2 separate regions of the Homo sapiens genome follow, and region 2 is linked to region 1. Evidence: read pairs that join two places in POLR2A ChIA-PET (ENCODE). Cell type or tissue: A673. All regions are shown on one strand. Each heading gives the region's core, and the rest is flanking DNA. Links, peaks and the distances in the headings are about the cores only.

The links. ChIA-PET counts read pairs that join two places held together with the same protein. Peaks named below come from ENCODE experiments on the same cell type or tissue, not always from the same donor. Only the 100,000 strongest peaks of a DNase experiment are listed, where the experiment ranks them.
Region 2: POLR2A ChIA-PET joins it to region 1 with 8 read pairs; 1 of 35 experiments calls an interaction of 5 or more read pairs at or near these places.

Annotation. Positions count from the first base shown.
Region 1 is chr13:100,522,071-100,527,452 of GRCh38, reverse strand. The region is part of intron 22 of PCCA (propionyl-CoA carboxylase subunit alpha); the gene reads right to left. Among named protein-coding and RNA genes, the nearest start is that of PCCA-AS1, 44 kb to the right of the region's middle. RefSeq lists an enhancer at 1,819-2,341. In A673, for the core only: no CTCF peak of the experiment used is centred there; no DNase peak of the experiment used is centred there; H3K27ac peaks cover 1,322 bases.
Region 2 is chr13:102,128,829-102,134,210 of GRCh38, reverse strand. It overlaps a transcript of FGF14 not described here. Among named protein-coding and RNA genes, the nearest start is that of MIR4705, 86 kb to the right of the region's middle. In A673, for the core only: no CTCF peak of the experiment used is centred there; a DNase peak (open chromatin) is centred at 2,810; H3K27ac peaks cover 2,410 bases.

The DNA.
Region 1 (5,382 bases), core at 90-5,089:
TGACCCTGGAGAAGTGGGGACCCTGGCGGCGGGGCCTACCCTGGGGATCTCTGAGTCTGGCTCTGCCACTAACAGAGGTGTTCGGAAATTGGAATGTTTTCCACTTACCTGAAATGTCCAGAATAGGCAGATCTCTACAGACAGACTCGAGGTTGCCTGGGGTTGAAGAGGGAAGGGGAGTCACTGCTGAAGGGTACAGGGTTTCTTTTGAGAGTGATAAAAATGTTCCAAAATTGATTGTGGTGACAACTACACAACTCTGAATTGACTGAAACCACCGAATCGTACACGTTAAAGGGCTAAATTGTATGTGAATTACATCTCAGTATAGCTGTTACCAAAAAAAAAAAACCACCACCAAATATACATATTTCTGTCTATAGTCCCGGGGAACTGGGAACAGCTCGGCCCTGGCGCCACGAGGACCACTGTCCCATCCTCTGCAAGACACAGCGAGTACCCACAACAAGGCACAAGGCAGCTTCCGGAAAACCCTCCAGACACAGGAATGACTTCCAGAGCTACATGCATTCCATGCTAGGAGACTGGGAGCGCCCACGGGCCTTTGCTCAGACTGCGTTCAGAACTTGCCTTTCATCCTGAGGGGCAGCCAGGCTGAGCTGGGTTAAGCCCACTGGCGTTAAGCGTGAGGCTTCCCTGCAGGAGTGAGCTGCAGCTGAAAACCATGCTGCGCACTCACTTCGCTCTGCCCCGATGGGTCAGCGTCCTGAGCCGGCCAGGTTTTTCTTTGGCCTCCCAGTCTTTGAAACGGGCAAGTCCAGGTTCCTAGGGCAATGGCTATGTGGTGTGGGTGGGTGTCCTGGCATGGGGCTCCTGGCCCCTCACACCACTGTGGCCATATTCGTCCAATGCCTCAGAAGCGCCTAGAGAATGTTCTTTCCTGAAATCCCCAGATGATCTCCAAGTCCCCCTCTGGCCCCCCCGTGTGGCGCAAGCTGTCTTGCTGGCACTCTGGAGCGCCTGAGCCGATGTACTCTTTTCCTCTGCTGTTCAGGTGGTGGGCTGCTTCTTCCTGGCATAGAAATATAGGAAGAGAGACGATGCCAAGGCTTTGGCGCTGGCACGGAGGAGAGACACCGCGCTGAGGAGCTGGGCCTGGAAGCGCTGCCCGCGCTGCCCTTTTTGATTCATTTTCACGTGGCATCTGCATTCCAGGGAGAGCGAAGAATCAGCCTCGAGGGCTGTTTGCAGGGGGATGGGAGGGGCAGCGCAGAGACAATGCAGAGGCCCCCATCAGGGGTGTCAGAACAGTCACTCCCTCCAGTTGGCATTTTACAGCCTTTTTTCTCTCTTCAAAGGCAGGCAAAGACCAGGGAATCCAGGAGCAGGTCCAGTTCACTGCAGCACACCTGCCAGCCAGCTCCACACAGGGGACCCTGGAAGCCTGGCCGTGTCCTCTTAGAAGCTGGACTCACTGCGACTGACTCTGACCTAGGACTGAGCACTCAGGCAACAGGACCGGGGACTCTCTGGGAAGTGGATCTGAGACTCAACAGAACATAGTAGAAATGCCATCCAAAAATGAGGAATCCACTCTCCCGCTCTGGGCACTGTTCTCTCTCCAGGTGGAGGAGCTTCCTGGGGACTGCATGCCGGCCTCCCAAACACCCACCCAGCCCTTCCTCTGCAGGCATCTGAGGGCCCAGGACTGGCCAGAGCCCCGTCCCCCCGCCAAGTACATTGGCTTCACATGGGTGGCACAGCCCCTACCCTCTCTGCCAGTAGGTGTGCCCTTCCACCACACGTCCCCTCCCATCCCCTTGCTCAGAATCTGCGGGCCAGACAGGCAGGCAGCTCCTGCTTCTGTTTTACAGGATCTTCAAGTGAGTGCGTTAGCAACTCAACTGCAAATATGAAGAAATGCGGCCTGGGGATTTCCCAAGGTCACGCTAGGGGCAAAGGCCAGCCTGACCTGGCTACAGCTCTACTCTGGGCCCCGCCAGGGCCTGGGAGCAAGTGGGTGGTGGACAGGAGCTTAAGGGGCTCTGCTGTGGCTGCCACTGACCATCTTTCTGGCTGGCTCTGTGCTTCTAATGTGGGTGATTTGCAAAGAGGTAACGCACAGGTAACTGCAAGTGCTGGGTCCCCAGTTGTTCATCAGAAAAAAACCTCGGATTTAGCCCGAGACAATCAGGAAAAGTGGGGAGGCCTGAAATTCAAATAGTCCTTCTGTCTGATTGTGAGAGTCCGGCAATTCAATTCAAAGGACTTTAAAGAAGGCGTGTCCCCACTGAAGCGATCCCATCTTCTGCCCCATCCAAGCACAGCACTGAATCATAGAATTAGATCCTCCCTGCTCCATCCGCCTTTCATTCCTGTTTCCCCTCCCTAGTTCCTCTCGTGGTGTCTACTAGTCTACTTATTTAGCTCTATCCTATCTATCTTATCTGCCTGTCTGTCTGTCTATCTATCTATCTATCTATCTATCTATCTATCTATCTATCTATCCATCTTAGAGACAGAATCTCGGTCTATCCTATCTATCCTATCTAATCTATTTTATCTATCTATCTATCTTATGTAATCTAATCTAATCTATCTAATCTATCTATCTATCTTAGAGACAGAATCTCGGTCTGTTGCCCAGGCTGGAGTGCAGCGGCACAATCTCAGCTCACTGCAACCTCTACCTCCCAAGTTCAAGCGATTCTTCTGCCTCAGCCTCCTGAGTAGCTGGGAATACAGGTGTGCACCACCACGCCCAGCTAATTTTTGTATTTTTAGTACAGATAGGGTATTACCACATTGGCCAGGCTGGTCTCAAACTCCTGACCTCAAGTGATCCGCCCACCTTGGCCTCCCAAAGTGCTGGGGTTACAGATGTGTGCCACTGTGCCCAGCCTAGATTATTTAGCTGTAAATGAAAAACTAAGTAGCACACTTCTCTATTAATTTTGCACCATCTGTTTTGTAGACCGTTTTCCCTAATTCATCCCTAAGAGATGGTGTTTAAAAACTTCCTTCATGCCTTACAAAATAGTGAGATACATCTTGCTCAACAGAAACATGTTCTACCCCAACACACACACACACACACACACACACACACACACACACGAGCTTAATTGAATTTCAACATGTTTCATCCTTTGGAAAAAATTGAGCTGGAGAACCAAATGTACAAACCAAATGTCAAAGAATGCAATGGAAACACAAACTACACCTGCCCCAGTCTGTGGGAAGAGGCTGACACTCGAGGGCGTGCTCCAGGGATGGCTGGGCATTGAGCTGGGCTCCTTCCAACAACAGCAAAATGCCAGCACTCGGCCCTTGGGAGCAGGGGCTCTCACCTTAGGACTTTGGAGCCTTGCTCCCAGCAGCGCTGACTCCTGCAGAATGTGTCGCACACCGTAGAGTACATGTAGGGTACACCAGGGAGCTGGGCAGTGGGCCCAATGGAAGCAACACCTTCCGGATTGCCCAGGGTGGCTGGGAAGCCAAGCATTAATTGGGTGCACAGAGAGGGCCCTCCACCATTCCGTCTCCATCAGACGCCCCCATGTGCGGGGCCCGTTCCTGCAGGATGTGTGCGCACGTTTCTCCAACACTTTTGTGAATCATCTGATAAAGACTTAATGATTGTGACAGGATGTCTCCAATGTTGGGCTTACAAAATGGTCACAAGCCTCACAAGTCTTTTTGATGAACCTAGTGGGCCTGATGTATCTCCCCGCTCCCTGTCTAATTGGTGTAAAGTTTGAAGGCCTGAATCCTGTATCTTTCATCCAGCTTATTGCGTCCTCTCCTTTGACACGAGGTCAAGGTTCACGTTCGCATCCGATTATCAGAGCGGCACTCATTAAGCAGGAGTCGGCCTTGCCCCAAACAAGGCTTGAGAGAAACCTCGGCCCATTTACTCAGCAGATTTTCGCATGTCGTGGGGGCCCGAGTGTCACCCAGCATTGCTCTGTGCTGAAGAGCTGCAGACACCTCCAGCTGATGATGAATTGTGAGTGATGGGAATCAAATCCCGTAAAGCCAGCTGCTTGCCATGGTCGGCAAAATGACTCTAATGGATATAGGCTGCCAATTTTCCAGTTTTACTGGCAAGTCTTCCAAGTGTAATTAAGGGAAGTTATAAATGATATGGAAATCTATCAAGTTCCATTTATTTTCAGAGGACTCTTTCCCCAGAGACTTTTATCTTCAAGCTTATAGTATGCTTTGTTGTGCTAATGATTTAAACCACTTCTTATTTCTGATTAAAGCCCCCAATATCCTTCTACCAAGTTCTCTTCACTCCTTCCACAAAGATTAAAAGACAGAGAACCTTCTCCCGCACATGCCCCCTCTCAGAAAACATGCTAAGACAGGGACACATTTGGCAATGCCGATCATTCAAACTGCAGACTGCCATGACCACGAAGAACGCTCAAAGAAAGTGCAGGAAGAAAAAGAAGAGAACGGGGGAAAAAAGACCACCAAACATAAAAGGAAGCCCCCACAAGCACAGGCTTGAAAGCGGTGCTCAAGACCAGATATTCATCAGAAGGTGGTGTAGCTCACTAATGTTATTTGATTTGGAATAAAAGCATGAAAATGATGGCAAAGGCCTAAAATTGGAGATGTAAAGGATGACTGCACAGTATTCCATTTCTCAATTTCATCCTTCAGAGCCACAAAATGGGGGTGATACAGTGAGTGGATGAGATTTACAGTAACAGCTGTGGTCTCCCACACAAGGGAGGCCCTTCTAATGGGCTGAGGTCTGTTTGGAACAGACGGGGAGTAACAAAACAAGGTTCCCTATTAAGAGTGTGCAGTCGTATTTCTGATAAAGAAAATGACGAGGGAGTCAGGTCTCCTTTAAGACAGCCCATCCTCTTTTTGTTGCCCAAACCCAGGGCTGTTTTAAAGGTGTTATCGTTGAAATAGAGGCCAGGGGACGTTCACAGCATCGAGCCGCCCCGCCCCCCAGGAAGCCCACTCTCTAGCAACTGTAAGGAATGCAGAGGAAACGGTGCCAGTGGCATATGGCTTTCCACTGTGCTAAACATTCATACAAAAGACAGGTTCATCAGTCATTGGAGTATCTGGATAAAAAATTAGCTCCTGATGGATGGTATTTTGAGCTTACCTGCTGCTAGTACATTACCAGAGAAACACAGGTTTTGAAACCCACATGACATTAGAAACTGCAGACCATGAAATACGACACGTGCAGGAGCACACAATGTACGCCAGATTATACAAAATAATAAATAAGCTATTTAAACCCTCTGCCTAAAATTGGGCCCGCTGCAAGGAACCCTGGGTCACTTCTACGCAGGCCAATTAATGCACAGCATCTGCTGTACAGAAGCAGGGCATGAAGCACTTCCGAATGATTTCGGCAATTAAAAGAAAACTGTTTCCTGCCTG
Region 2 (5,382 bases), core at 153-5,152, 1.6 Mb before region 1:
GCTTTTTTCCTACCATGTCCTTCATTAGAATGCATGACACCTGCACTTTTCTGAAGAGATTTTAGTCTTCTTACAGGCAGGGACTATAACTTATTTGTCTGTTCAATACTCAGTGTCTAGCCCAGTGCCTTGTTCAAGACATACATATAACATATGTGTTTTAATGTAATAAACACTACATAAAAATAAAGATGACAAAATGAAGTGTTTGTTTATTGCTTTTGTTTGTTGGTGTGTTCAGATATTTGCTTAATTTGTGTGTTTTGTAGAAAGAGATCAAGAAAAGTGAAGCGTGTCAGTTTTCCTAGAAGAAACAGCAGGGAAGAAACAATGTTAATAGTCCATTCCCCATGCACACTGACCAGACTTTTGGTGCTCATGACATGAGTATTAACCTCCACATGCAGCAACGAGGGAATTCTAAACAAGGTAGCCCATGCTTAACTCTGTTGTATGACAAATAAAAGCTAAAACATGCTTTTGGAAAGCACAAATGAAGCTAGTAACTAATTAATCCACCTCGTGTAAGCCAATTGTCGGTTAACAATTGATCTAAAATGTTGGGACTGTTTTAAAAAGATTTGCAACTTAGTAAATCATGATTGATATATTAGAATGAATATTTTTCCTTGGGAAATTTTACCTTCTGAATTTCCATTTCTATATAAGTCTCTTACTTTACATATTATGCTCTATAGAAATCTTTACCATATATTTAGTCTTCTATGATACATATACACACTTCTATAATATATATACATACTTAAATGCACACATGTTATAGAGAACTGATTTAACACAATCCAAATTATTGTTCATTTTAATAAGACATTCGTAAGTCTGATTTTCTTTTATTCCTTAAAATGTAAACAGCCATTCATATACACCTTTTATGTACACACTTGTTTAATTAGGAGAAGCTATTCCAACCTGATCAGATTATTCTAAATTGTATATAATAACTATGATCAAAAAGCTATTTGGAATAGTTTGATTAAAATCAGTGCAGACCTAGAATTATAATGGTAAACATAATTATTTCACAATAGCTATTCCATTAAATGTCATACTGCTGTGCTGGTGGGAAATCGCTGATGAAAATAAATGTGTTGAAGATAGAAAATAATGGTCAACAATCCATTTCAATATAATTGTAGGAGATGGAATAGAAAGGCTTTCAGTTTTGATGGTTTTGATAGCAGATGTTCTAAAGCTCCCTGGTGGCTATGTTTTCAGAGATAAATGCAAGTGCTCAAATGGAAATGCATTCAGGTTCAACAGAACACCTGAAAATCTTTTTAACAACTCCGCTCACTGTTTCATTGCTCACTTTTGGATTTAATTAAAGGATAAGTAATGTTATCTTTAGTCAAAAGTAAACCCACTTAAGGGCCGGGTGCAGGGGCTCACAGCTGTAATCCCAGAACTTTGGGAGGCTGAGGCGGGTGGATTGCTTGAGGTCAGGAGTTCGAGGCCAGCCTGGCCAACATGGTGAAACCTTGTCTCTACTAAAAATGCAAAAAATTAGCCAAGTGATGTGGTGATGCACACCTATAGTCCCAGCTACTTGAGAGGCTGCAGCAGAAGAATTACCTGTGGCAGAATTGCTTGAACCCAGGAGGCAGAGGTTGCAGTGAGCTGAGATCATGCCACTGCACTCAGGCCTGGGCACTCTGTCTCAAAAAAAAAAAAAAAGAAAGAAAGAAAGAAAAGTATGCCTTTTAAGAGACGAGACAGAAAACTGCCTATGACTTTCACATGACATTGCTAGATTCTGTATGTCCACATCTGTCTGTCATTAGCTGCTTTAGTTTGGACCTCAGATTGAGTTAATTATGTCTTAAAATGTACCAATATGTAATGTTTTATGTGTATATGTCTTAAATTTACAAAAGTAGTACTGTGGTAGAAAATATTTTGTATTTTCTTTCTTCTTTTAATGTTATGTGTGTAAGATCTCCCCGTGTTGTCTCTCTCTGCCGCACACTATTCTGCAGTGTGTTTCCAGTATATTTCACAATTCCTCTCCCCTGATGGACCCTGGGGTGGTCGCCAACTCCCCATTCCCACATAGGAGACCATGGAAAACATTCCCATTTGTGTCTGCTGATGGATGTTGTGAGAATATCTCTGGGATATTCAGGAGAGAGTGTATTGTGTCTTAAGGCAAAAAAAACCAAAACAAAACAAAACAAAAAAAACTTATTTTCCCAAGTCCTTCCAATCTGATCCAGAATGGCTGCACAACTTTACAAGGACGTAAGAGTACTTAATTCCTCCTATCTTTAGTCACAGTTGGTAATATTGACTTTCCTATTTCTGCTATTTCGATGAATCTCACGTTATTTGATCATTTCTTACTGTTGTAATTTGTGTTTCCGTGATTACCAGTGAGTTTGAACATTAGGTTCTGCCTTAAATCCTAAGAAAATTACGAAACAAGATGTGGGATGCAGTCAAATAAAGCCTAGAACATCTTAGAAGATTAAAAAGAAAACATAAACAAATTAGGTAGCAATCTCCGTGGCATTAAATACTATAGGATTTTGGAGTGTTTTATATTAATCTGAGTTGTAGTATTTGACCAAAGCTTCATATAGAAAATAGTATTCCAATTTATTCTATTGAAATGGCTTAGAGAAAAGGCACAATTTCAGGCCAGATAACATGAGTGACACCATGGAGATGAGAATGAGTTGCGCATACGGCTGAGACAGCAGACCAGGCTGGGGAGGGGAGAGGATCATGGAGGAGGCACCATGAGCTCATCTTAAGCAGGAAGGAAGCCACATCACAGAGACAATTAAAAGCTTTCATTTGCACTAATTTTAAATAAACAATGAGAGCTGCTGTGGTTTCTTTATAAAAAGCATCAGTTGAAATAGAAATTTAACTTGCTCTACCTCTTTGGTTTGCAAAGACAGCTGGTCACATGATGGATTTCATTATTGGCACAGGAGATATTTCACAAGTAGCAAGTACGCCAGCAATATATCCCAATTTTTCAGCTGCTCACTTTCAGAGGTTTAGCCTTCATTGCCTGCTGCTTTAGGCAGAAACATAAGGGAGAGGCAAAGGAGGGAATTCATGTCTATGAGGGGACACCAGAAACACATCAATTGGAGAATTTTGCTTTTAATTTCAATTAGTTTTGAGTCACACTCTTTAGGTGTGTTGACTGTCCACAATGCAAGAATGCACCTAGTTTTGCTATGCATTTATTCACTTGGTGGAATTTCCATTTAAGCAAAAAGTGGGGGCAAATGTATTTAATGGCTCTTGGGCAACATTTACACTATGAACAGCCCTTCAGAGTAAAATCTGAGCATTTGATCTGTTATTATAGCCTTCGGGTATAGTGGATTTCAGTCCTGGGCTGAGGGAGGCCTGTCCTTCCCTCACAGAAGCTTAAATATACCATGCCCTCAGCTGTTTGTTCACTTCAACAACCTAGATTAAGACAGGTGGATGTGATGTTTGAAAGTGTCATCCTAGGGCATTTGGCTTTCCCTTGTACGCTCTCTTTTTACTTTATTTTTCTTGTTTTTTATTTTCTACCTGTGATAGGTAGAACCGTCATTGCCAAAATGTGTCCACAGGCTAATTCCAGAAACCTATAAATATGTTCAGTTATCTGACAAAGGGGGTATTAATTTGCATATTGAATTTATTTGCCAGACTGCTGGCTTGAAACTAGGGAAATGAGCCTGCATTATCCAGGTGGACCCAATGTAATCACAAAGGTCTTTAAAATTGGAGAAGGGAGGCAGAAGAGGAGCTTAGAGGGATGTGATACGTGAAAGGTTCAACCCATCATTTCGGGCAAAGATGGAGGAGGGGCCACCAGCCAAAGAATGCAGGCAACCTCTAGACGCAGGAAAAAGCAGGTAGACCCAGCTTCCCTGGAGCCACCAGAAAGAACACAGCCCTGCCTTGACTATTGATCAGTGAGACCCATTTTGGACTCATTTACCTCCACTTTGCCAGTCCTTTTGTCAGACATGGGCATATTTGTTCAGCTTCTTCCCCGGGCTGGAGTTCCTGAATGGCTAACCATTTTTGTGAGATAGTAAGTGTTAATGTTAATGACAATAGTAATAATATTAGCCAACAACTACTGAGTTCCTAGTATGGACTACTATTCAAGGTTCTACTTTCTCTAAAACCTTAAATATGAGATACTAGAACTGTAAGATAATAAATTTATGTAGTTTTAAGCTGCTACATTTGTGGTGATTTGTTACAGGAGCAACAGGAAACTAATGTAACACTCTATTGCTGATTTTGGCCCAAGGAAAGCACATTTTATTACCCAATAGAATAGATCTGCAATGGAGAACTTTAATTTACCAGGTTGGCTCTTAATTCTTTTTTTTTATTATTATACTTTTAGGGTACATGTGTACAATGTGCAGGTTTGTTACATATGTATACATGTGCCATGTTGGTGTGCTGCACCCATTAACTCATCATTTACATTAGGTATATCTCCTAATGCTATCCCTCCCCCCTACCCCCATCCCACAATAGGCCCCGGTGTGTGATGTTCCCCTTCCTGTGTGCATTATCAGTAAGAATTTTTTGAAACTTGTGCTTGGCTTGTTTCTTCCCAAAGAGAACTAGTGTGTACACATTGTAAGGAATTGAGGAAGGGAAATACTCATGTAATATACATTTCTTTATTCGTGTCAAATAGAGACAGAAATCTCTTCCAATAGTAACAGAGTTTTAATATCAATATTTTTCCAAGTTTTGCTAAAGGAGAGAATTGATGCCAGGTTCAACGCTCGTCCACTCTGTGGAATTCTTCTAAACATGTAAAACTGTATCACATCAAATTTATTAATGAACTGCTCTGCTTCAAAGTTTAGTCAATGTCCTCAGTAATCAGTTCAACATGGAGTGAAAAAAAATCCTTAAAGGGAAGTTTTAATTTCTTTCTTTCTTTCTTTCTTTTTTTTGAGATGGAGTCTCACTCTGTCACTCAGGCTGGAGTGCAGTGGTGTGCTTTCAGCTCACTACAGCTTCTGCTTCCCGAGTTCAAGTGATTCTCCTGCCTCAGCCTCCTGAGTATCTGGGACCAGAAGTGCACTCCACTACACCCGGCTAAGTTTTGTATTTTTTAATTAATTTATTTATTTTGAGACACAGTTTGACTCTTGTTGCCCAGGCTAGAGTGCAACTTCTGCAACTTCCACCTCCCTGGTTCAAGCGATTCTCCTGCCTCAGCCTCCCAACTATCTGAGATTACAGGCGCCTGCCACAATGCCAGGCTAATTTTTGTATTTTTGGTAGAGACAGGGTTTCACCGTGTTAGTCAGGCTGGTCTCGAACTCCTGACCTCAAGTGATCCGCCTGCCTTAGCCTCCCAAAGTGCTGGGA